2 separate regions of the Mus musculus genome follow, and region 2 is linked to region 1. Evidence: chromatin loops called from intact Hi-C (ENCODE). Cell type or tissue: left cerebral cortex. All regions are shown on one strand. Links, peaks and the distances in the headings refer to the core of each region. The heading gives the core; the rest is flanking DNA. Region 1 has its middle 130 kb from the start of Gm40797. Region 2 has its middle 29 kb from the start of Gm24179.

What was found. A loop is a pair of places that touch in the nucleus more often than their neighbours do. Peaks named below come from ENCODE experiments on the same cell type or tissue, not always from the same donor. Only the 100,000 strongest peaks of a DNase experiment are listed, where the experiment ranks them.
Region 2: a loop joins it to region 1, with 3.0 times the contacts of the local background. A loop is called at or near these places in 7 of 42 quality-filtered maps.

The regions. Positions count from the first base shown.
Region 1 is chr10:126,526,690-126,539,316 of GRCm38, forward strand. No RefSeq gene overlaps it. Among named protein-coding and RNA genes, the nearest start is that of Gm40797, 130 kb to the right of the region's middle. In left cerebral cortex, for the core only: a CTCF peak has its summit at 4,915 (motif pointing left); DNase peaks (open chromatin) are centred at 3,738 and 4,874.
Region 2 is chr10:126,863,267-126,875,893 of GRCm38, forward strand. It overlaps a transcript of Atp23 not described here. Among named protein-coding and RNA genes, the nearest start is that of Gm24179, 29 kb to the left of the region's middle. In left cerebral cortex, for the core only: CTCF peaks have their summits at 6,581 (motif pointing left) and 6,789; a DNase peak (open chromatin) is centred at 6,564; H3K4me3 peaks cover 360 bases; H3K27ac peaks cover 259 bases.

The DNA of each region.
Region 1 (12,627 bases), core at 2,863-7,862:
CTAAGAAACAGTTCCATTCTCTCTCCTATGGGATTTGCAAGCATATGGGTCAGGTTCACCATGAAATCTGTGGTCCCCGATATGAAATGCGTGTGCAGAGCACTTGTACAAAGATTTCAAGATGGCAGACCTTCAGCATAGAAGGCTCCTCTAAATATGGAACACTGGGTAACCTTGCAAGCCACACATCCACAGAGCTGACAGCCTTGTTCACGTAGGTGGACCATGTGTGGAAAGTAAGGTGACCTCCAAGATCCCACAAAAATATGTCCAACTGGGTTAGCAAAATGATCTAATGGTCAGAATGCCTCAAGCAGGCCTGACCCCTGAGTGTGATGCTCAGAATCTACTGTGGAAGAAGAGAAGTGACTCCTAAAAGTTGCCCTCTGCCGTATGCCCTGTACACATAGACACTCACACACAAACACACACACACACACATACACGCATGAGCGCGCAGGGGAACACACATGGACACCACTAACACCAACAACAACAGCAACAACAATAATAATAAATAATTTTTTAAAGAAAAGTCTAAACAACTAAGGTCTTAGATGGAGTGCCTAATCCTGTAGCAACCAGCTGGATGGTGGGAGGGGCCCAGGAGTGGGGTTTGATTAAGATGAGCTGCCATCATTACACAGCTGTGTGACTGCCTGGCTTCAAAACGCTCTAACGGATGCACAGCCAAACTGCAAAGTTTCAGTCCACGGAATCTCCTTGTAGATGCCTCTTCCTCCATACTCCAAATTGCTCCAAACTGGTCTCCAGTCATTGTCATCTCTCAGAGGAAATATACATTATGTTCCATACCCACCAGGCCCCCTGGATGCCCCATCCAAGCCCACTCTCTGCCTATCTTTCCTCCTCTACTGCTAAACTGATACTCCTACAAGCTAAGATAATAAGAGTTAATAATAGCTTGACACCTAAACCTATTATTTCTAAAATAGTTCACTTGAGAGGAAAACAATCTAAGCCCCTCTGGGTCCTGAGAGAGCTGTGTGAAGTGGAACTGAGTCCAGTTTAATTTAAGATTTTGCTTTATTTTTAAACTTTAAACATGTGTATGAATCCTGCCTCCAACTTAACAAAACAGTTGTGTCCATTTTAATATCTTTAAGAAATTCTAATGTGTCAAATTGCTTCTCTCTGGAACAAAATAAGTTGTCTGCTTTTTCATTTTTCCTCCAGGCATAAACAAAATATTTGATCTGGTGCAATTCAGACAAAACACTGCACTGATGTGGGGAAGCCGGGGGCTTTTCATTTTATGCAGGATAATTAGAAGTTAAAAAACACCTGTTAGCAAGGTGACAGAACTTGTTTCTCCACCATGAGCTGAGGCAGTCAGAGCTCCACACAGGCCCTGGGAAGCCTGCAGTAGCCTTTGGTACCCACAAAATTAGCATCTGTGTTCCCAAAGTACAAGTTCACCTCTAGGCATCTTAACCAGTCCTCTTGGCATCTTAACCAGTCCTCTTGGCATCTTAACCAGTCCTCTAGGCATCTTAACCAGTCCTCTTGGCATCTTAACCAGTCCTCTTGGCATCTTAACCAGTCCTCTAGGCATCTTAACCAGTCCTCTTGGCATCTTAACCAGTCCTCTTGGCATCTTAACCAGTCCTCTAGGCATCTTAACCAGTCCTCTTGGCATCTTAACCAGTCCTCTAGCAGCCCAAGTTTCTTGATAACACAAAAGTAGTCACCTTCCTAATCAGGCATTCTTTGAGTTATTCAGAAAAGATGAGATTGGCCAAAGGAAAAAAGTAGACTTTTTGGATTTTCTCGAACAGCCTGACACTAAAACAGTTTACCTAACAGAAAGTCACACTTGGCCCAGAATCCATCTATTCCTACATCCACACAGTTGACTACAGACCCTACAGTTACTTGGTAGCTCCCTTGTTCCAGGAAGGCCGAACATTAGCTGGCTTCCCTTAAATAAGATTTGCATGTTAATTACTAGTTGACTTTTAATAGCAACAAGAAAATAATTGTCGGCGTTTCTTGACCGCTCCATACCTGTGTTGTCCTAGGTCACACAGTGCAGAGGAAAGAGGGTTGTCTTTTCACTAGTCATTATGAGGATTAGAATAATCATAATCTTTCATTAGAGCTAGCCAATATTAGCTGATTTACATATGCTGTTACGTAATCCTGTTAATAATCTCCCTATTAATAAGCTAATAAGATCAAAGTAGAAAATAACAGCTTGGATCTTACTGGGTTCACACAGAAAACTTTGTGCTTGCTTCCTTTCTGTCTCTAACTGGGCCCTGGTTGGCCAGTGATCTGACTCTAAGTGCCCTGGTTGGCCAGTGTTCTGACTCTAAGTGGGCCCTGGTTGGCCAGTGATCTGACTCTAACTGAGCGCTGGTTAGCCAGTGATGCATTTCCAAAGGATGGCATCTGTTTCATCTGCTTCAGGAAGCTGCCTCTGATGGCAATGACAGATGCCCTCTGTTTTCCTCTCTGTCCCAGTAAAATTTCACCTGATGTTTGTTGTTTATCTCACTACCTCCTCTGGGCGAACCTGCTTATCCTACTGAAAAGGGAATGCACTAGGCTAGGCTAGTCTCTCAAAGGAAGGTCAGTGCCTAGATCCGGAGAGCTTGCACTTAGAAGGACACTGAGTTTCACTGAAAATAAGCATGATGGGAAAGGCTCAGGCAAAGTGCTTCCAGCAGACATTCAGAGCTTAGGAGTCCTCTCAAGTATGAGGGGTAAAGAAAAGCCTGATCAAGGTGTGTATCATGGTTTGAGTCTGAAGTTTTGCCAGCAGCCCGCTCCTTCAACCTCACACAGTCAGTCCACCTTTGGGGCCTTTGCTCCCTCCTCCATATCATTCCCCAATCCAGTCTTTACCTGGCTGTTTTCTTTCCATCGTCAAAATCTTCAAACGCCAGTTCGTCACAGAGGCTTTCCCTAATAATACGCTCTAGAACAACCCCATCCCACATGCCAGCCATGGGCTACGATGGTGTCTCAGTCTCTGAGGGAAAGCAGAGAATCGTGCCTCTCCCATCGTGCTGGAAGGTGAGCTCCTTGACAACACAGATGCCTTCCTACAGACCAGGGCACACCCACGACCTGCGCTTTAACCGCTCACTCCTCAATCAAACGCACCTTCGAGGCAGAGGCATGGCGATCACGTGACCCGATACTGCTGCTATTATTTTACTCTAACCACATGCTGTACCATCATCAGGATCCTTATTCTAATGGTCTCCAAATTAATTTAATTGGGATTATGAAAGTCACATGCAAGTTAGTGTTAGAACAGGGCTAGAATTCCAGTTTTGCCAACTTAAAACCCCACTTTGAATATTAAAATGCAGAAACACTGGACTTAAGGAGAGATGACCTACATAAGAGACAGCCCCGAGGAAATATTTTTAAATCACTTCTGATGATTCTGGATTATGAAGAAAACGCTGGCTCCATCCTTTGAAGAGAAAAACTTAAGGAGCTTTCCAAACAAAAGAAAAATCCTAGTTACTTACTTATGGTTAAAACTGTGTCAAGGCAACCATTACTCTTCTCATTTTAGAAACAGAGACTGGTCTTTCAGGAAGTGTAACTAACAGAGAGAGTAAAGGTTCTAAACTCAGTGGAGTCCCTCTCCAGTCAGCCCTGCCTGCCTCTTGCTGCCCAGACCTTGGTGGTTTTCAGCAAAGTTGGAGAAATGGAGTTGTGTGCCTGAGCCCAGATGAGACCCAACTTACGCATAGTCTCAAAGACTTTTGCCCTGACTATAAGGTGACTGGTGGAGTTCTAGGTTGTAGCACCTGCCCCGGTACCTCCCCTAATCCTGCTAAATGTGAGGTCTGCGACAAATACCCAAGAAAATCGATTTTGAAATGCATTGAGAGGCCGCGGGAGTGGGGAAACGTCTGGGAATGTAGTCAAAATGCTATAGAAATAAGGATATGTCAGGAAGCAAAGGGCCCCAGGCTGTGAAATAGAAGATGATCTTGCAAGGTGATCGGGACAGCATTTTTCAAGGCTGCAAGTAGTAAAAAGGGGATGAGAGGAAAAGATGAGATTTTTCAAAGCAATATCATATTTAAGGTTTCTTGGTTCCCCGCGATATAAAGTTAAAGATCCAGGAGGAGAAATCAGGACTTTGATGGTCACATCGCTCCGGCACTTGGATGTTATACTCAGCATGCGTCTTCTTAATATTCGGAGACTATATTTCCTCTTTCTAATTCTTAATATTTGATCTTTTTTTTCCCAAACAAATACCTAGTCTACATTCCTGCTGAATTCACCAGGGGGAATTCTTTTCAAGATGCAACAATGTCTGAATTTTCTGGATCTCCTTCATTGACCTTAGAAAATGGTCCTTACATCTGCATATCTCATGTGCCATTAATTAACTTTGATACTTCATTATTAATGAACTTTTTCGGAAGCTGTATTTCTGTACTGCTGGGAAGCCACCTTCTGGGGGAAAAAAAAAGGAAGAAGGAAGGAAGGAAGAAAAAGGGCACTAGTCTGCAAGTGGAAACAGGTAGCCTGCCACCGTCACACCATGGAAAGAACGAGTTTAATTCTGTCTTAATGGCAGAATAAATGGAATAGGGATAATACTTCACACTAATAAATTAAATTTGGGTCATCGGTGTAAGATAGAAATGTTTCTGATAGTTACAGCCTGGGATGCAGAAGCTGGAAAAAGCTCAATTGCTCTGCGAAGTGTTCTTTGTATTTAAAAAAGGAGGCTATCATTTTAACATTTCCCTTAACTTTGCTAAAAATAATAACCATGACAGAATGCTTTTCTCCCCTTCTAACAGGGATGCCAAATTGGAAAAAAAAAAAAAAAAAAAACATAAATAAATAAATAAAAATTTTTTAACTACTGAAGAACCACAGTGACCCCTACTGGAAATAGGTGGAATTGGACCTGGTCTTAAGGTAAGAGAGTGTGCAAAAACATTTCTCTCCACAAAAAAGTGGGAAAAAAATGTTAACTCAAAAAATTCATATTCATGCCTGTGCCTGCTTTCCTTATCCTCTAGATAACCCATAATTTTTTGGCTATAGTTTATGTGCTTGTAATCATGCTGTCTGAATTTTGTATGTATGAAGAAATGGCAGCAGCCATTTCCCTGTGGTATTAAATTTTTCATAAGTGTCCTTTTTGATGTAGTACAATCTATTCAATCATTTCTTTTTACTACTAAAGCTCTGGAAGAATTTTTAAAAATATTTTGAAAGAAAGGAAAATTTAGCAAAGTGACCTGAATAGGATTGGCAACACATTTCAAAGAAAGAAAATCCTCCGGCAGATAGCTCAACATGCTCACTGGGACCCTTTGTAATTAAAGTGCCCGTCATTCAGTGGACACCTGCTGTGTTTAAAAATGCTAATCTTAAATAAACACCATGACACAGCAAGAGAAAGGAGATACTGGAGAAACTTGACCAGGGTAGGCAAGAGGTGTGTGCTCAAAGCAGTGCAAGGCATTGCCCACTGTAAACACTAGGAGCTTCTTAGGAAATCACAGTGGAGTAGACAGCCTTCTAGAAAAGCAACTGGGGCAATTCTCATCACTGTGCAGGTGAGAAGGAAAGAGCAGATACAGTAGCAAGGAATGAATAACAGAAACGGAACCAGAGACTGGAGTCCCTGTAGTTTCCTCCCATTGGACGGCAAGTAGATAATTCTAGAAGGGGACTTAGGAGAGATCACCTGTTACAAACAAGTAGGTCTGCCCTGAACACCAGCTTTGTCCCCGCTCACCCTTCCAGGAGGTTGTGTCAGTTGCGACTCTGGAATTACAGAAGTGATACAGGCCCATTGTAAGCAGAGGAAGCCGAGAGGTTCAAAAGGGATGGATACATCGTAGCCATGCTGAAAAGACAAGATTTCATCTCACCGGGTGTCTCGTATATAGATGGTGCTTTCAAAGTCAGAAATCTCTCCCCTTGAAATCATGCCGGAAACTGCTCACCTGCTTAGGAAATCAAACCCTTTTATCGTTCCGTACGCAGTAATGAACTATCCTGTGTCAGTCATCACAGAAATACATATACGCTCTGAATTCAATGCTGCAGCAAGTTAAATGAATTCAGCGCTGTAGCACCATCAAATCTCCTTAAGTCCCAGACATTTGAATACTTGGTCCCCATCTAAGGCTGTTTAGGAAGGACTAGGAGGTGAAGAGGATGTATCTCACTGGGTGTAGGCTTTGAGGTTTTAAAAGGCTCAGGGCATTCTGGGTTCTCTCTCTCTCTCTCTCTCTCTCTCTCTCTCTCTCTCTCTCTCTCTCTCTCTCTCCTTCCTGTTTGTGATTTCTGATTGTCTCAGCTACTGCTCCAGCCCCTGGAGCCTACTATGTCCACTCTGCCATCAGGGACTCTAACCCTCTGGAACCATGACCCCAAATAAACTGTTTCTTCTGTAAAGTTGCCTTGGTTGTGATATTTTGTCACAGCACTAGGAAAGTAACGAAGACAAACATAATTGTATCTAATAGGTCTAAACATTTTTTGAGGCACACACCAGTTTCCTCTTCAATTCAGCATGTGTAAGGCCACTAAAGTAGCTTTGAAAACAAAAGGGCAGCCCCTCCCATTCTATTTCCAAACAGAAGGTGGCATGAGATGGGAGGAAAGCTAGAAAGAGACATCCTTGGTTGCCCTGTCCAGGTCCATGGTGTCTGATAAAACTAACCCTGCCAGCTGCCATGTGTGCTGTCCACAAATAATGCCCAGAGCCACCAGAACTGAAAGATTGCTCTGTGCAATCAGAGACTCAGAGGTCTCACATCTAAGAAGCACAATGTAACCACCCAAAAGCTAGTTGAAACTTGAAACTAGCTCTTTACAACAGAACTCCTCCAAAATCTAGAGGAAATACATAGGGTCTCACACACACACACACACACACACACACACCACAAACACACACAGTCTTCGGCTCCTTTTGCCAACCACAACTATGCCAGCACCTCTCCTACTTCAAAATTCTTCACAGAATCAAAATCCATCGTTTTTTCAAAACTTCCAGTGATGTTAGACAAATGAAGACAAGCCATAGAGCAAGCATAGTGTATCCACTAAAAGAAAACATTTGATTGAAAGGACCCAGATGTAGCTGTCTCTTGTGAGACTATGCCGGGGCCTAGCAAACACAGAAGTGGATGCTCACAGTCAGCTAATGGATGGATCACAGGGCCCCCAAGGAAGGACCTAGAGAAAGTAGCCAAGGAGCTAAAGGGATCTGCAACCCTATAGGTGGAACAACATTATGAACTAACCAGTACCCCGGAGCTCTTGACTCTAGCTGCATATGTATCAAAAGATGGCCTAATCGGCCATCACTGGAAAGAGAGGCCCATTGGACACGTAAACTTTGTATGCCCCAGTACAGGGGAACGCCAGGGCCAAAAAGGGGGAGTGGGTGTGTAGGGGAGTGGGGGTGGGTGGGTATGGGGGACTTTTGGTATAGCATTGGAAATGTAAATGAGCTAAATACCTAATAAAAAATGGAAAAAAAGAGAAAACATTTGAAAAACACTCATCTGATAAAGGACTTGTGTCTGAAATATACAACAAGGGGTTGTTAATAACTAACAATGTAGAAACAAGAACTAGTGGGAGTTTTTTTGGTTTTTTTGTTTTGTTTTGTTTTTTAAGGGCAAGGGATGTAATTGGGTAGGGACAAAAGACACCTTGCTAAAGAGGTTACATGCAAAATGATGTGAAAACACTATACGCTACTAGGGAGTATGTTCGAGGATACAACCCACCTATTGCATCCCTTGGTAGCTGAAAATAATTATCAATTTATAATTGCCAGAAAAAAAAAAAGAATGTTGTTGGTCAATGATAAAATGTTTCTCTATGGAGTCCCAAGAAGACAGGGAGGAGATTGTCTCAAACCTACTCAGAAAAGCCTTTGAGGAGACATCTACTTTAAGAATCCCCCAGACAGACAATGCTCAGTTAATACAGATTTTCTACAGTAGGACAACACATAAACCAATCATTTAACAAAATCCTCGAAGAAACCCATGCGGAATGCTCTTAAGCTATTACAACGAAGGATACTCACCCCTAGTTAGTGATAAACCATCAGTTTTTCACAGTCAAATTTAAGAATTCTTATCTCTTCAAGGAGAGAAAACTCCCTTTTGGTTTTCAATTATTAAATTTGTAAACGCCCTCAAGCCTCGTCCATGTGTTTTCAGGGGTTAAATTTTTTCAAAGGCTCTGAACACCGCTGCCCTCCTTATCAGTCTGCCAAACCACTGGGGTGGGGGTGGGGGGCAGGGGAGGAAATGTTTGCGATGCAATGCATATGTTTTTAGTTTATAATTTTTGCCATCTGTTCAAGGAAAGCTAGCAACACCGGCATATGCATATGCATCGTTCGCGGGTGTCCACACCTAAGAAGTAAAGCAAAATTTTCTCGAAGGCCTTTCATCGCAAATGACCTTTCCACTGAGAAGCGCCATGTGCTAACCCTGCGCATGCGCACAAAAGGCAATGGGTCAGAGCGACGCAAGCATCCATCCGATCGGCACAGTCCGCAGAGCAAACGTCTCATGCGCAAGTTAAAATTAAAATGCACTCTGGAAAGCTAAAGCGTACAGAGATAACTTCCCAGTTAGAAATATGGCTAGGGCAGTCTTAGAGCGATCTCTATTGACTTAAAAGGGTCAACTCAGGCATCCTCCAGCCATCGTTTTCAAACTGTTAACTTTGGAGCCTTTCTCTGCTTTTAGAAGAGATGGATTGAATTTGCTTTATGTTTCTTAAATGCCGGTTTTGAGGTGATTGCTCTTTATGGCCTCCTTGTAAACATATGGAGACTTTTATAATCCCCTTAAAATACGGTAACTACATCAGAAAGCGCTCCACGATAACCCCAATTTAAATTCAAATTTCTCTAGGTTTTGATCTTCCATATTATTAAAAATTCATCCTTCTCGTTACAGATTCGATTTAAATTTCAGCTGAACTTTTCTGAATTCAAAGCAGAAATTGATCTGAGTGGGATTGAGCAGGCTGCATTTGTGGGATTACTGACTGACCTGAGTAATCCAAAAAAAAAAAAAAAAAGAGGCGATGGTTAGTTCTAGGTTTGTGGACTATGAACTAAATCTAACCAAACTAGTCTCTTACAAATTTTCAACAACAGAACACTGGGGACCTAAACTCCCTTAGACGCCCCGTACTGTGTTCGTTCTAATGATGACAGTCCTGGTAAGACCCGAGATGGAAACTGAAAGCAGCTCACTTTATACCAAGGAGACTTCTCTTACTTGCCCCATTAAACCTTTCAAAGATATGCCGCTTTGGTTACCATGGATACTAAAAAAGAAGCATGGGTGGATCTTCACAAATCCATAATCACTAATTACATGGGGAAAAATCAACCAGAGCTTCAGGCCCGACTGAAAATGCTCCAGGCCTTCATTTTGAATAGAAACAAATTCAGCTTTCTCCCACCTTGAAGCAAAAATTATAAAAGCTAGGGTTCAATGTCATATTCAAGGTTCTACCTCATCCACCAACAAGCATTCATATTTGTGAAAGAAGATAATGTCAGTCAATATCGTAACTAGCCTCTCTTTCAATTCTGAATTCAACTGAGAGAAAATTATTATATTGTGCTTTGAGCCACAGAGACCAAACGTAAAATTAAAACATTAGGAGAGTCTCTTCATAATCAAGGAGATAAAAAGTCCCCACCCCCACCCCCAAAAAACATATGGAGTAAAGACAAAAGCAGATGATTACCATGAAGGCTTCATTACAGAAATCTGCGCATCACTAAAATAATACATGTTTTAAGCTCTCCCGTGAGCAAGCACTGAGGTTATTAAAATAAATATCCAAAATCTGTCGTGATCAAAAGCTACTCCGTTAAGGAAAAATAAGCATGGGTACCCAATCAACCTGAGAGCAGCATAAGGTTGTGCTCAGAGCGTTTGGGAAAAGATACCACAGATAATCCCTGTGAGGCTCAAACAGCACAAATGGCAGCTTTCAGAGTTCCTGGGAAGAGGAAGCCTTGAGGAAGATCTGCCTCAGAGGTGAGCAAGAAGAAGGACATTTGGCCGAGAATGCTGCTCTTCTAATTAAGATGCTCAGGGAGGCTTCTCTAGGGAGACAGTGTCTAAGCCAGCACCTAAATTACCAGGAGGAGTCAACCTGCAGGCATCAAGCAGAGAGAACGGCAAGAGCTATGTCCTGGGGGCACAGCTGTATAAAGCTTCTCTTTCTAAGGCAGGGAGAAAGCAGATGCAGCAGGCACACAGGGAGACCAGAGAGCGGAAGAGTGGAGAGGGTGAAATCTGAAGAGATCAAAGAGACAGACTAAGCCAGTCTTTCAACTACAATTGAAAGTCACTGAATTCTTTTCAGCTTCTATGAGTAGACTAGGAAGCAAGTTATGTCAGTGTTTTTTAAAGTCATTACGTTGTGGAGAAAGCAACAAAGACCATCTTTTGATACATATGCAGTTAGAGTCAAGAGCTCCAGGGTACTGGTTAGTTCATAATGTTGTTCCACCTATAGGGTTGCAGATCCCTTTAGCTCCTTGGGTACTTTCTCTAGCTCCTCCATTGGGAGCCCTGTGATCCATCCATTAGCTGACTGTGAGCATCCACAGAGAGGCCCATTGGACACGCAAACTTTATATGCCCCAGTACAGGGGAATGCCAGGGCCAAAAAGGGGGAGTGGGTGGGTAGGGGAGTGGGGGTGGGTGGGTATGGGGGACTTTTGGTATAGCATTGGAAATGTAAATGAGCTAAATACCTGATAAAAAATGGAAAAAAATAAAATTAAAAAAAAAAAGAAAGAAAGAAAGCAACAAAGACAAGTTGAAAGTAGTTCCTGAGGGGGGAGGGGGAGAACATAGAGGTGAAGATTAAGGAGACTAGAACAGGGTGAAAAGAGCAACAAGTCAGCTGCTTGACACTGAAGCAGGAAGCAGGAGGAGCCAGAAGAAGGAAGTGCGTCAACAAGGCTTTCCCCGACTTCAAGTTGCAAAGACATCCTTCTAAAATGGAGAAGACTAAAAACAAACAGCCATATTTGTGGATGGGAAGAAGAGTTCCTTATTAGAGATGCTCTTGGCTTTGTGGGCTTATTAGTATGTGTTTTAATTTTATCTTGCTTGTCTTATATTTGTTTCTCTCCTGGATGGGAACTACCTGCAGAAATGTAGGAAGGGCCAAACCAACAAGGAATAATAAAAAGGATGACGAGAAGGCTAAACAGTTTGGTGTTGAAGAGCTACTTTCTCACTCAAGGACTCAAAGGAATGGTTTTCATCCTTATGACCACCCCACATTTATATATAGTCCATCTCCAACTTTCTGTGCAGGCTTCAGCAGAGAGCACACGGAAACAAAATGAAGAGAGAGCTGTGTCCGTGTTAAGGATTCCTAGAAGATTTCAGTTGATATTTGCTGTTGTTCCCTATAGCTGCAAGGGAATCTGAAAAATATGGTACTTAGCTGTATGTGTTGCCACCCCAAATGTTATCTTGACATTACATTCTGTGTGTGGGGTGGAGGGAATGGCCATTATTCTGAGAAAGAAACCATATCAAAAGATACATTGAAAGAACTTAATTGGTTGAAAGTCCGGGAAAATTACTATATATGTAGTAGTTTATCTGTAGAGAAGATATCTAAAGCTATGCATAAGATTGAGTAAAGTGAGTTAAGGTTGTTGTTGGTGGTGGTGGTGGTGTTGTAGTAGTAAGAAAAAAAAGGTGAGTATAGATTCAGCCTGGAAACATGTCAACATTTTAAGTTCTAACAGAAGAGGTATCAAAGAATTTTGAATACAATTAGAGGCAGAAGAATGACCAGAAGGCATTAAACACTAATGCCTTCTGGTCATTGCAATGGATCAAATTCAGGAGTCAGCAGAGTGGTCAGTGGGTTGGTAGTTATGAGAAGAGTAGCTCCTGCAATAGGAGACAAATCAGACTACAGTGGTTTCAAGAGTGAGTGGAAGAAAAAAAGCTGGGAAAAGGTCGTAGAGCATTTTCCTCAGAAGCCTTCTCCCTATAAAGGAAACAAAATAATGATGGAGAACACGGGACCCCAAAATGAGCCTTTGTTTCCAAGTTTGCTCATCTATTGCCTGTTTTGTAAGTGGGAGACACCAGGACATATTTCTCTGCTGATAGAAGACCTTGAATGCCAAGATAAGTGGCTGAAGTTTAAAAGCAAGAAAAAGTCATGATGGAAGCAGAGTTCTAAGAAGACTCATATGAAAAGAGCCCCCCCATCTGCTGTGTGAAATTGAAAAAGTATATGCAGCAGTGGAAAGTGCTGGGTACCCCCCAAAGAGAGAAGGCTAATGCAACAGAAATGTGGCCTTAAAGAGGCCCCTGGGGTGAGGCCACTGTTAGTCTCTCAATGACTGAAGAAGCCCCACAAGGGGCTCTCAAAATTGATGCTCTGGAAAACACAAAACTTCGACCTAAGAGACCAATCATAAAAACCTCCAAACACCATAAAATACCATAAAATACTGAAGGCACCACTACAATCTGCTAAATATTAAATGGATGGATGTGTTAGGTCAGCACTTATTTTTATTCTTATAATTTATATAGAGCTCAGTGGATGTGTATAAGA
Region 2 (12,627 bases), core at 4,528-9,527, 340 kb after region 1:
TATCAGAATAACATCTGACCTACTCCCCGGGTCCTTACATCATCTCCGCACCCGCCTTCGCTCCCTTTCCTCTTTGCTCCCTGGGCCGCAGCTACCACGGCCCCTTCCATTGCTTCACTCACTGCTCACTGGCTCCTGCCTCGGGCCTTGACCTGTGTTTCCAATATCCCGGGCGCTAACCTTCCTCACCGCTTCAACACCTGCTCTGATGCCCTCAGACGCCCTCTGCTTCCCACGCCCCACGTTCTCAATCGCATTATCCTGTCTTATTGTCCACATCCGCTCTTTGTTTGTTTGTCTGTTGTCTTTATTTCCACTTGACAATAAGCTCTAGGGAGGCTGAGACTCCACCCACCTTGTTCATCAGACTCCCACTGCTTCGGAGGCCGCTGGTTCTCAGTAAATATTTGTGGAAGCCATTACATGTATTAAAGTTTTCTGTTCCCGGGCTAAAGAGATGACTCAGTGGTTAAGAGCACTGACTGCTCTTCCAGAGGTCCTGAGTTCAATTCCCAGCAACCACAAGGTGACTCACAACTATCTGTAATGAGATCTGATGCCCTTTTCTGGTGTGTCTGAAGACAGCTACAGTGTACTCACATACTAAATAAATAAATCTTAAAAAAAAAAAAAAGTTTTCTGTTCCTTGAGTCTGGCGATAGTTTTCTGCCATAACAGGAGTTTAAAGTATTAAAGACATTGGCCTCTGTCATAAGCTAGAGATCACAGAATCCCAAGTGGCCCAAGTCACCCCAACTAGACTCTATCGGTCCTGAGTCTTTTTTTTTTTTTTTTTTTTTAGATTTATTTATTTATTATATGTAAGTACACTGTAGCTGTCCTCAGACACTCCAGAAGAGGGAGTGTCAGATCTTGTTACAGATGGTTGTGAGCCACCATGTGGTTGCTGGGATTTGAACTCCGGACCTTCGGAAGAGCAGTCGGGTGCTCTTACCCACTGAGCCATCTCACCAGCCCCGGTCCTGAGTCTTATGAGTGGCCCTAGAGCAGCGTCAGGGGCATATGGGATCCATTCCTTTTGTCTTGCTTTCAGTTTCTTCATCTCCCATTCCCAATGTTTTAAAATGAGAAATGGAATTAAATTTTTTAAAAATTAACTGGTTTCTTCCAGGACTACGTGTGCTTATTCAAAATATAAGTTCAGCATGGTGGCGCACGCCTTTAATCCCAGTGCTCTGGAGGCAGAGGCAGGCGGATCTCTGTAAACTGGAAGTCAACCTGCTCTTCATCGTGAGTTCCAAGCCAGCCAAGCCCATATAGTGAAATCCTGTCTCAAAACAACCAAAACTAAGTTAATAACAGTGTGCTTACTTACTTAAAATGCAAAAATGCCAAGGCAGAATAGTACTAAAATTGGGCCAGGACATAAATTATTCTGTTGATACAGTCAGATGTGTGACCTAGTCTTCTAAAATACTATTCAAAAGTAATATCATGACCCAATTCCAATTTCATAGAGAAATTCCCATGTGGACACCCTCCGAAATCTCTAGTGATTTTCTGGTTTCATAAGCAAGTGTATATTCAGAAACATCCACGATATCTAGATATTAAAGCAAATCTCATAAGGAGGATTAAGAATTAGGTGTTATTAACATTGGCAAAGGTAAAATAACCATTCATAATCATGACTGCATTAAGGGGGAAATAACTCCCTTTCGTTGGCTCTTGGCTTATCATTATTCCGAAACTAGCTTCTGAAAGGTCCCAAGTAACTCATCATAGTCATGATGTGGGAAGACACAGTTTGCCATCAGTCTCCTATTGCTTCTAGACTGTTCAGTTATCTGCGACTGGATCAATAAGGACTGCCGGCTCCACAGGAAGGATGCTGCCGTGACAGACAGAAGTACAGAGAAGATGAGCGTGACAGATAGCAATGTGTGAGATACTTGCATCCCCTTGGACTCTTCATGCCAACCCTGCTTCAAAGAGATGCTGGGAGGAGTGAGGGACCGGCTTATGTGAGGTTGGTCACGAGGGGAAACCCTTTATGCTGTTGCTACATCACATGAGTACTGGAGAAAACAGTATCTCAAGACTGAGTCCCCCAAAAGGTTGCTCACCATCCCCAGCAAGTCCTTTTGCACAGTCGGCCACAGCCGAATGTTTCACTTCTAACTCTTCTATCAACAATGTAACAATGACTTAGTTTCACTTCCCCGGGATAGGTAATATATGCTACATTGCTCAGCGTGGCACCTCACAACTGTAGTCTTCATACTAGACACAAGGAGGCAGGAAGACCGCAAGCATCCGGGCAGCCAGCAAGCTCTTGTCTCAAAAAAATAAAAAGGTACCAGAATAAGATGGACGTCGGCACAGCTCTAAAGAAGCAAGGTGTCTTAGCTTGGGTTTTTAATTTCTGTAAAAGCACCATGGCCAAAAAGCACACTGGGGAGGAAAGGGTGTATTTGGCATACACATCCATGCTGCCATTCATCATCTAAGGAAGTCAGGGCAGGAACTCAAACAGGCAGGAACCTAGAAGGAGCCGATGCAGAGGCCATGGAGGGGTTCTTACGGACTTGTTTCCCCTGGCTTGCTGAGCCTGCTTTCTTAAAGAGCCCAGGGATGATCCCACCCAAAATAGGCTGGGCCCTCCACCACCAATCACTAATTAAGAAATGCCCTGCAGCTGAATTGAATGGAGACATTTTCACAGTTGAGGCTCCCTCCTTTTGGATAATTCTAATTTGTATGTCAAGTTGACACAAGACTAACCAGCACAAAAGAGTAGAGACTTCCGGCTAGCCGTAACTTGCAAGCCAACAGTATTACTATAAAATGCCTACAATTGTCTATTCTTTAAACTCAAAATCCATTGACCAATCTTCTGACAAGAATGTCCGGGCTGTGGAGATGGCTCAGCCAGTAAAGCACTTGTCCTGAAAAACCTAATGATCCAAGTTCCACCTCCAAAACCTACAGAAAGCTGGGCCCCACAATCACGCCTTCTGACCACCACGTGAATGTCCATGCACACATGGTCATAAAAAGTAACAATTTTTCCTAGAAGAATGCACATGGCCCTTAATTTCCTTCTTTGTCTGACAAACGGCACAAGGACAAGATGCATTGATACAATGAAATTGTGTGTGTGTGTGTGTGTGTGTGTGTGTGTGTGTGTGTGTGTGTATTTATGTGCACCTATGTATATTATGTGCATGTGTGTTTATGTGCATTTATGTGCATCTGTGTAAAAGGACAAAAGCCAGCAACCTAGGGCGTGAGTCTCAATGATGACTCTTTATTCAAATCCAGTGTTTGAGTTCCCCCCTCTTCACAGCGACACTGGATTAATTAAAGAAAATACTAATTGTTCAATAGGAGAGCAAATCAGAAAGCCACATTAAGAAATCAGTAGAGGGCTGGGCGTGGTGACACACGCCTTTAATCCCAGCATTTGGGAGGCAGAAGTAGGTGGATTAGTTCCAGGACAGCCAGGGCTACACAGAGAAACCCTGTCTCAAAAGAGAGAGAGAGAGAGAGAGAGAGAGAGAGAGAGAGAGAGAGAGAGAGAGAGAGAGAGAGAGAGAGAGAGAGAGAGAGAGAGAGAGAAGAAAAAAAGAAATCAGTAGAAGGTCTAGAGAGATGGCTCAGCAGTTAAGAGCACTGGCTGTTCGCTCCTGAGGTCCTGAGTTCAATTCCCAACACCCACATGGTGGCTCACAACCATCTGTAACAGGATCCAACGACCTCTACTGGTGTGTCTGAAGACAGCTACAGTGTACTCATATAAAACAAATAAATCTTAATTTTTAAGCAAGCTGAACAAGCTATGGGGAGAAGCCAGCAAGCAACGTTCTTCCCCGGCTTAAAAAGAAAACAGACATCAGTAGAAACAGTGGTCTGTTGTCACTCTCCTATTTTGAAAAATGCTGAAACAATACCACAGGAACTAAAACCATGCTCCCATTCAAACCTAAGGCAGGTTTTCCTCCTCTTTTAAACTGAAAATCCCTCTCTCTGAAGTAGAACCTATCTCACATCTCTGGGTCCTATCGTAATGCCTGTAAACTCGAGGGGATGAAAACATGTCCTCTAACCGTGACGGCCATAATGAGCTCCCCTGAACCATACTCCACGGAAGATACACGCTTCTCAATAGTGATGGCCGTTCTATTAAAAACGAAGGGAAATGTCTCTCAAACCATACTCCGCGGAAGATACACGCTTCTCAATACTGATGGCCGTTCTATTAAAAACGAAGGGAAGAGACGAAACCAAACAGAGAGGTCCAGCTGTCTGCTCCTGGGATCTTAGATCGTAGGATGCTGAGGCCCCTTTTCCTCAGATGCTAATGGACGCTACGTCAGCATGCTCTAGACAGGCTCGGGTGCCCATTTGTATTCAGGGCTATCCACAGTAGCCAAGTCATGGAATCAACCTAGGTATCTATCAGTGGATACGTAAAGATAATGAAGGGCCGATCCACAATGTAGTTCTATTCAACCATAAAGAAAAACAAAATTACATCAAGTACAGGAAAATGGATGGAACTGGGTATCGTGTTAATGGAAACAAGATAGACTCGGGAAGACAAATGCAGAATCCGGTTTTATTTTTTAAGATATAAAAGTATAAGGAAGATTGTTTAAAAGCAGAAAAGACACAAAGACAAGGGGGCAGGGAAAGAGGACCCTAAGGGAGTGTCATTAAAGTACATGACATACACACACACACACACACACACACAGATTATTTTGTACAATCAATATATGTTAGTAAAAAGAAAAATTGGGAGAGAATAAGGATCCTTTAATCGAATAAGTTTGAGAAATATAAACTGTATGAGATTAATTATGTATTTCACAGTTGTAGTTTTTTTTTTTTCTTTTTTGGGGAACCTTCGATACAGGGTCTCACTGTGTAGCTCTGGCTGTCCTGGAACTCACTCTGTAGACCAGGCTGGACCTGAATTCAGAGATCCACATGCCTCTGCCTCCCAAATGCTGGGATTAAACGTGTGTGTCACCACCACCTGGCTGGCGATAGAGTTTCTTAAGAAAACCTTGTTGTAAAATTCCAGGAAAGGGTTAAAGTGTGCAACTTTTTCCAAAATTGATGAAATGTATCACACTTTGAAAAACAACATCTTTCAAAATCAGGTTTAGGAAGTAATGTGTCAAACAGATGTTTAATGTGTATGCTTTGTTTATTAGAATACTGCCTTTTTGCTTAGATTCACCATTCTTCTGACCCTCCACACAAACAGAAACAGCGACTACTTAATCAGGTTGTTATGTGACTGAAATGAAGTCAAATATAGTCAGACACCAAAGTCATAACAGTCAGACCATGATGGACAAAATTCCAGCCAACAACGGACCACAAAAATGCCAGGAGTGGTGAGTTATGCCTGCTGTCTACGCACTCACGAGACCGAGGCAGGATTGTGAATTCATAGCAGGTCTGGATACACAGCTAGTCTCTATCTGAAAAAAGAAAACAAAAACAAAATAACTATACATAGGAGGCTGAGACTGCTGGATTCTAATGAGCTGAAAAAGTCCTTATTGGCCATAAGTGCAGCTCCCACCCGCATTGAAGGAACTTCTCTTTGCTGTAACAGACAGAGACCATTATAGAAAACTATAACCAATCAAGACGCAGAGAACAAGAGACCTGACTGTGTCCAGTTCCAGCTGATACCTCTACAACACAATTCCGGCACCTAAGCTTCAGGGATCATTGCAGTAGAGATGGAAAGATTGGAAGAGCCAGAGGAGCAGAAGTTTTCTGGGGTTTGTGTCTCCTAGAACTGCCAGGGGGCTGTGCCCATGAGTCTCAACAACATGGCTACCTAACAAGGACAACAGCAATGGACACGCTAACGTGGAAGGAGGAAAGCTCACAGTACCTCAACCGCAGTCAAAGAAAGACTAGCAACTGGGAATACTGAGAGCCAAAGAAATTGTCTTCCCCAAGGAAAAGCCTCACAACTGGTTATCCAATGCCAAGTGATCGGGTCCAGAGATTGTCGACATTCAGCATACAGGACACATTGTATGAACTAAGCAGTAGTGTGTGTGCACGCGTGTGTTCCTGTGTGTGTGTGTGTGTGTGTGTGTGTGTGTGTGTGTGTGTGTGTGAAATCAACTCGACTCTCACCACTCTCAGACATCAGAACTGTCACATTTGACTCCTGTTGTAGTTGGGAGCCAAGTCAGCCCACCTAGCAATCCCACCCTGTCTGGGACTTTCGCTTCTCTACCCTGATAAATACCCACCCACCCTTGACTCTTTCTCACAGTGGAAGATCCGAGAGGGAAAAAACGCCAGGATCTAAGCACAAAAGGAAGCACAGGACTTTCAGATGTCAAAGCCGAGCCGAAGGACTTCCTAAATCAAGGCGCCTAGGCGAAAAGCTATACATCATTTAGGGAAATGCAGACGCTGGAGAGTGCACTAGACCTGCATTTAATTTCTAATCTGTTTTTGCACCGCTGCATGCCAAAGTTGATTCAAATAAATATTTAAATAAAACCTGAACTGCACAGAGTACTGAGAAAATGACCGGATCGGGTGTGACTGGAAGCTCATCGGTGGTGCGCGTGCGCCCTCTGCTGCTGGACAGCGCTTCCAACAGCTCACTCTCCACGCGGCCTATTTCTGTTCCTCTTTAATGCTGGAGGGGTGGGGTGGGGGGTGAAGATAATATTATTATTTTGGTTTGTTTTGCACATAACAAATGGAAATCCGCATGCATAAACTTGATTTGTGGTTCACCCTCATCTCAGAGAGATGTCATGGACAAAAGCACTCAGAGATTTCCTGGAGGCTGAGATCATGGAGTATATACTATTCTTTCAATGATAAAATGTCCTGACTGGAGGGAGTGGCACATGCCTATAGTCAACTTGGGAGACGGAGGAAGGACGGTGCCTGAGATGTTTCTGACTTTGAGAATGTGGCTGTGGTCATGCACAACTGTGATCCTACCTCTTTGAAAAAATAAATAATAAGTAAAATGTCCCATAAAAGGTATTTTACGTGGGTATCCTGACAGCACATCATTGAGGTTCAAATTTTATTCACGATATAGACCTTTTTAGTCTTCATTTTTCTGTGGCTTACTTCTCAAGATTGCCAGATTTAACAAGCATAAACACGCCCCGTGTGTTTCCGTAGGATCTTGTTACAAATTGGGGCTGGAGAGGTGGCTCAGCAGTTTAGAGCACTTGCTGCTCTTGCAGAGGACCCAGGTTCAGTTCCCAGTGTTCTCAAGGAGGCTCACAACTGTCTGTAGCTCCAATTCCAGGGAGATCGGACGACCTCTGTGGGCAATGGATGAACACGGTGTGCGTACCTACATGCCGAAAATACTAATACACATGTCTTACTTAGGGTTTTTATTACTGTAATGAGACACCATAGCAGAAAGGAAGATGGGAAGGGAGGGTTTGTTTGTCTTACACTTCTGTATCATTGTTCATCACTGAAGGAAGTCAGGACAAGAACTCAGGGCAGGAACCTGGAGGTGGGAGCTGATGCAGAGGCCATGGAGAGGTACAGCTTCCTGGCCTGCTCATTGTGGCTTGCTCAGCCTAATTTCTTGTACAACACAGAACCACCAGCCCGGCAGTGACTCTACCCACAATGGACTGGGCCCTTCCACATCAGTTACTGGTTAAGAAAATGCCCGACAGCCAGATCTTCTGGAGGCTTCTCAATTGAGGTTCCTCCCTTCAGATAACTCTAGCTTGGGTCAAGTTGACAGAGACTAACCAGCACAACACATAGCATAAAAGAAATAAATAAATCATATATATATGTAGTTTCCAGGTCTGGTTACAGACACCTTTAATCCCAGCACTCAGAAGATAAAGGCAGTGGGCCATAGTGGCACATGCCTTTAATCCCAGTACTTGGGAGGCAGAGACACTTGGCCTCTCAGTTCGAAGCTAGCCTGGTCTACAGAGTGAATTCCAGGAAAACTAGGGCTACACAGAGAAACCCTGTCTCAAAAACCCAAAAGAAGGAGGAGGAGGAGGAGGAGGAGGAGGAGGAGGAGGAGGAGGAGGAGGAGGAGGAGGAGGAGGAGAAGGAGAAGGAGAAGGAGAAGGAGAAGGAGAAGGAGAAGGAGAAGGAGAAGGAGAAGGAGAAGGAGAAGGAGAAGGAGAAGGAGAAGGAGAAGGAGAAGGAGAAGGAGAAGGAGAAGGAGAAGGAGAAGGAGAAGGAGAAGGAGAAGGAGAAGGAGAAGGAGAAGGAGAAGGAGAAGGAGAAGGAGAAGGAGAAGAAGAAGAAGAAGAAGAAGAAGAAGAAGAAGAAGAAGAAGAAGAAGAAGAAGAAGAAGAAGAAAAGACAAAGGCAGGTGGATCTCTGTGAATTCAAGACAAACTTGGTCTATATAAGGAGTTCCAGGAAAGTCAGGGCTACTAGAGAGGCCTGTATTAAAAAATAATAATAAGTTAACACAGTGGCACATGTCCAGCTATTTGGGACTATGAGACAGCAGAATTCCAAGCCTGAGAACAACCCAGGCTACACAGATCAGTTCAAGGCCAGCCTGCAGCAGAGTAAACTCTCTCCGTCTGATAAAACACTAAGTCACCGAATAAAACAGGTATTCACTGTTTATCTAAAATTCCCGCTTTACCAGGTTTTTTTCTCTGTTTTTTTCTGATAAGTTTACCTCCATTTTCCTGTGACCTCTGAACTTCACAACTAAAATTATTTTCGCTTACGCTAACCAGAGCAGTTAGCTCATCTTAATAAAGAATAAAAACAAAGCATCTCTCCCTTCATTTTCTGTTTGTCCCCTCGAGTCTTTAACATCGGATCTAAGAGTAAGAGCCTAGTAAGGAGGGTCAGCCAGACACGAGACTGAAGTTCAAGAAACTTGTTCTTAAAGTTACTTAATGAAGAAACGTAAAGAACTCTCTAGTTTCTTTTTACAGCAAAAGTATTATACAAAACCTACATAATATTTTAAAAGTATAATAGTATAGTAGTCTAAACTATATAATCGTTTAGAAAGAGAAGGACCCTCCGGATGCAGAACCCTCCAGTCCTGAACCTCCTGTGGGAGCCTTGAAACTCCAGGATGCCCAGCCCCATCTGTTGGCCAGTCATTACATAAGATCCCTGAATCCAGAAACTCAAAGAATTCCGGGCTCTCTAAGGTGGTGGGGGTGATGTAAGCAGACAGGAAAGGAATCCACTCCCTTGGGGCTGCCAAGGTCCTTCAAGGACTACTTCTCCACTTTGACGTCTGTGTGTGAATTGAAGCACACGGACTGAGAGCTTTTGAGTCTTTCTAACCAGCTGCTAGCTGTTGTTAATGCTCAGGACCAAGGGTTCCACTTAGACAGCAAAGAGCCTAGGGGACCAAAAAAAAGAGGTAATTTGCTATAATATGGAGTAATATAAGATCTGTGTGTACTGAAATAGCAGGTCACAACTACATTACTGTCATAATGTCACAGCAGCTGTAGAAACGGGAAGGATCGAAATGGGAAGAAAAAGAAAAAAAAATCTTGATTGTTCTTCGGGTGTTCTCTGTGCTGTCTTCAGTGATGTCTTCTGTCTGTCACTTTCCACCAGCAGAAAAAGACTGAGTGCCCGCTCCCTGCCTGCTCCTCCAGAAATGCTGCCAGAATTTGGGTGAGACCGTTCTACACCCAGCATCTCAAAGATAGCAGCCATCTAAACCACATAAGTTCAAGTCATATTAGAAGTTGGTTCACAGGTCATTTCTGCCTGGCGATTCTTAACCATTTTGATCAGTCAGAGCTCCAAGGAGCAACTTCCGCAGTCCATGAAAAGGTGTGAGGCTGATCAAATCAACCCTGGAAAGCATAATTGACAAATCTCCTCGTGTGGTTTTGAGAAATTAATCAAGACAGGTCTGGTGGACCTTTGCTGAGCCTCTTTGGGACAAATGACTCAGTTCCCGATGCACTGTTATAAAGGAAAACTCCAGCTGCAAACCCCAAGGTGACCCATTTATCCACTCGGTTGGAGAATAATGACTTCTTAAGCACAGCAAATAATTCCGCTGGTTTAAAACCAATTTGGTTAATACGATTAAATGAACTATTTGATCTTTCGGGTTCAAAACCCATCAATTTGACTCACGCGTTAACATTTTAATAAGGACGTAAGCGTCTTCCAACAACGTTTCGGAGGAGTGGGTTTCCAAAAGTAGCACACGTCACATCACACTTCAAGTCCCTAGAATTACTCATAAGAATTGATACTGCAATATTCTCGCTTTAAGCACTCATTCCGTTTTATTGGTGATACCAAAGAAGAAACTGGGCTCAAGCTCTGCCCCCACCCCACCCCCAACCTACACACACACACACACACACACATATTGTGTGTTAGACTTGGCCAGTCATCTCCGAACCACAAGGCTTCCTCGGAGCACACAGGCGTGGTGAGTCTCAAAGGCCTATTTTCTGTTGTCATCAGAATGAATCAGCCAATGATAATGCGATCAACCGTTGCCTCTCTTCTTGGAACTCACTTATAGAATGTCACTCATTTGAGGCCTCTACAACCATCTTCCAATTCCTCCCCCTCAGACACAATGTTAGATGCTGTTTTTCACCAGTGTGTAATCTTTACCCTCTTCCTTTCCCGTTACACCCACTGTCTCTTTGTGCTTACATTTCACCTATTAGCCATAAATTGAGAGCTCCACCATCTGTAATTCCAAGACTGGCCTCTAGACGCCGAGTAAGATGGCTAACCCCCTCCCCCAAAAAATGTGGCTAAGAAACACATATTTTGTAATTTATTTCTTTTTATGTATATGAGTGCTCTATCTGCATATATATCTGCATGCCAGAAGGGGACATCAGATCTCACTACAGAAGGTTTCAAGCCACCATGTGGTTGCTGGGAATTGAACTCAGGACCTCTGGGAGAGCAGCCAATGCTCTTAACCGCTGAGCCATCTCTCCAGCCCCTAATAAACACATATTAAAATTAAATAAAATTTCATTCTTGCTCCAAACCAGCCACATCGAAAGCATCAGTGCCACGGTTTGGGTGTGGCTTAGGTGTTCCACATCTGTCTATTGAGACTGAGGGCCCAGGGCACAGGGTAATGGTATAAGATAGTGCAGTCTTCAAGAAACAGATAAAGACACAGAAACCCACTTCTTGTTATACTCCAGAATTCCATAAAAATACAAAACCAGAAGCCATAACATATATTCAAAGGACCTGGGGGGGGGGGGAGAGAAAGAAAGAGAGAGAGAGAGAGCTATAAATAAATTTTATACACACACACACACACACACACACACACACACACACACACACACATATATATATATATATATATATATATATCACTGAAGGGCTTGAGGTATTTTTTGTGCAAACACCCCCCCCCCAGGCAGCCTTGCAGAGGTTCTCACGACAGGATCAAGCCCAGTATTAGCTGTCAACTTGTCAAAACCTAGAATCACCCCGGAAAGAGATCTCCGTACATGCCATCAGTAACTACTCAATTACCTTAATTGAAGTGTGAGGTGTAGTAAGAATTTTGGTTTCTTTGAAAAACACAGAAAGATTATAAGAAAGTGTTTTCACTCTAATCCCAGGTGTAGGATATGGGGGCTGTTTCAGATTGCCCACTGCAGCTGACTATGATTTGCCTCATGCTCTAGCAGGGGTGTGATTTTGCCAGCTGCCAGTGTGTGACCTTTGGGTTTCTGGGGACTCTTCAGAGGACAGATAAACAGTAGGGCCCTGAGAGGTTGTGGTGGGTTGGTGGTTGGTCACTGTTGGTCATGGTCTGTTAAGGAGTCATGCACAAAGAAGAAACTAAGAAGAAATTAGTTATCTTGACAGTGAAGATCAAACGTGCCCCAAGGAACTCAATGCCCCTAATCAGCCAAGTAGACTAATGATGACCTTGCACCCTCTACCCCTCTATCATTTTCTCTCTCCTATCTAAGTGTTAAGAGGTTGAAAGGATGGGAGAAAAAGGGGTGAAGGGTGGAAGAAAGAAAAACCCACAACATAGCTCAAGTCTGGCTACAGGGAAGACTTACCCACATTGGGCGGCTCCATTCCCTGGCTGGGCTCCTGCACTGCACAGACAGCTAGAAAAGGTGAGCAGAATAGTGGCCTGTGTTCCTTGTCCTCCATTCCCAACTGCAGATGCAATGTGGCCAGCTCCATCAAGCTCCTGCCGACCTAACTCTCCCACCATAATGGATGGTGTGAGTTACAATACCTCCCTCATGAGGTGTGTCTAGACCACCCGACTAGTGGAACAACCCAACAGCTATACACAGAAGTATAAACAAACAAGTCGTGATCTATTTATATCACTGAACTCTCTCTGCAAGAAAAGGGTGTTACAGGTACAGGAAGTAAGATAAAGATGCACAAACACTTAAATAAAAGGAACCTGGTACTAAGAGAGGGCATATTGAGGATGTGGCTCACAGGCTCAGTGCTAGCACTCAGGAGGCAGGGGCAGCTGGTGTGGCCAGGCCAACCTATCCAGGACAGAGAGGGGAGGGAGGGAGGGAGGAAAGAGGGAGGGAGGGAGGGAGGGAGGGAGGGAGGGAGGGAGGGAGGGAGGGAGGGAGGGAGGAAAGAGGGAGGGAGGAGGGAGAAAGCATATTGATGATG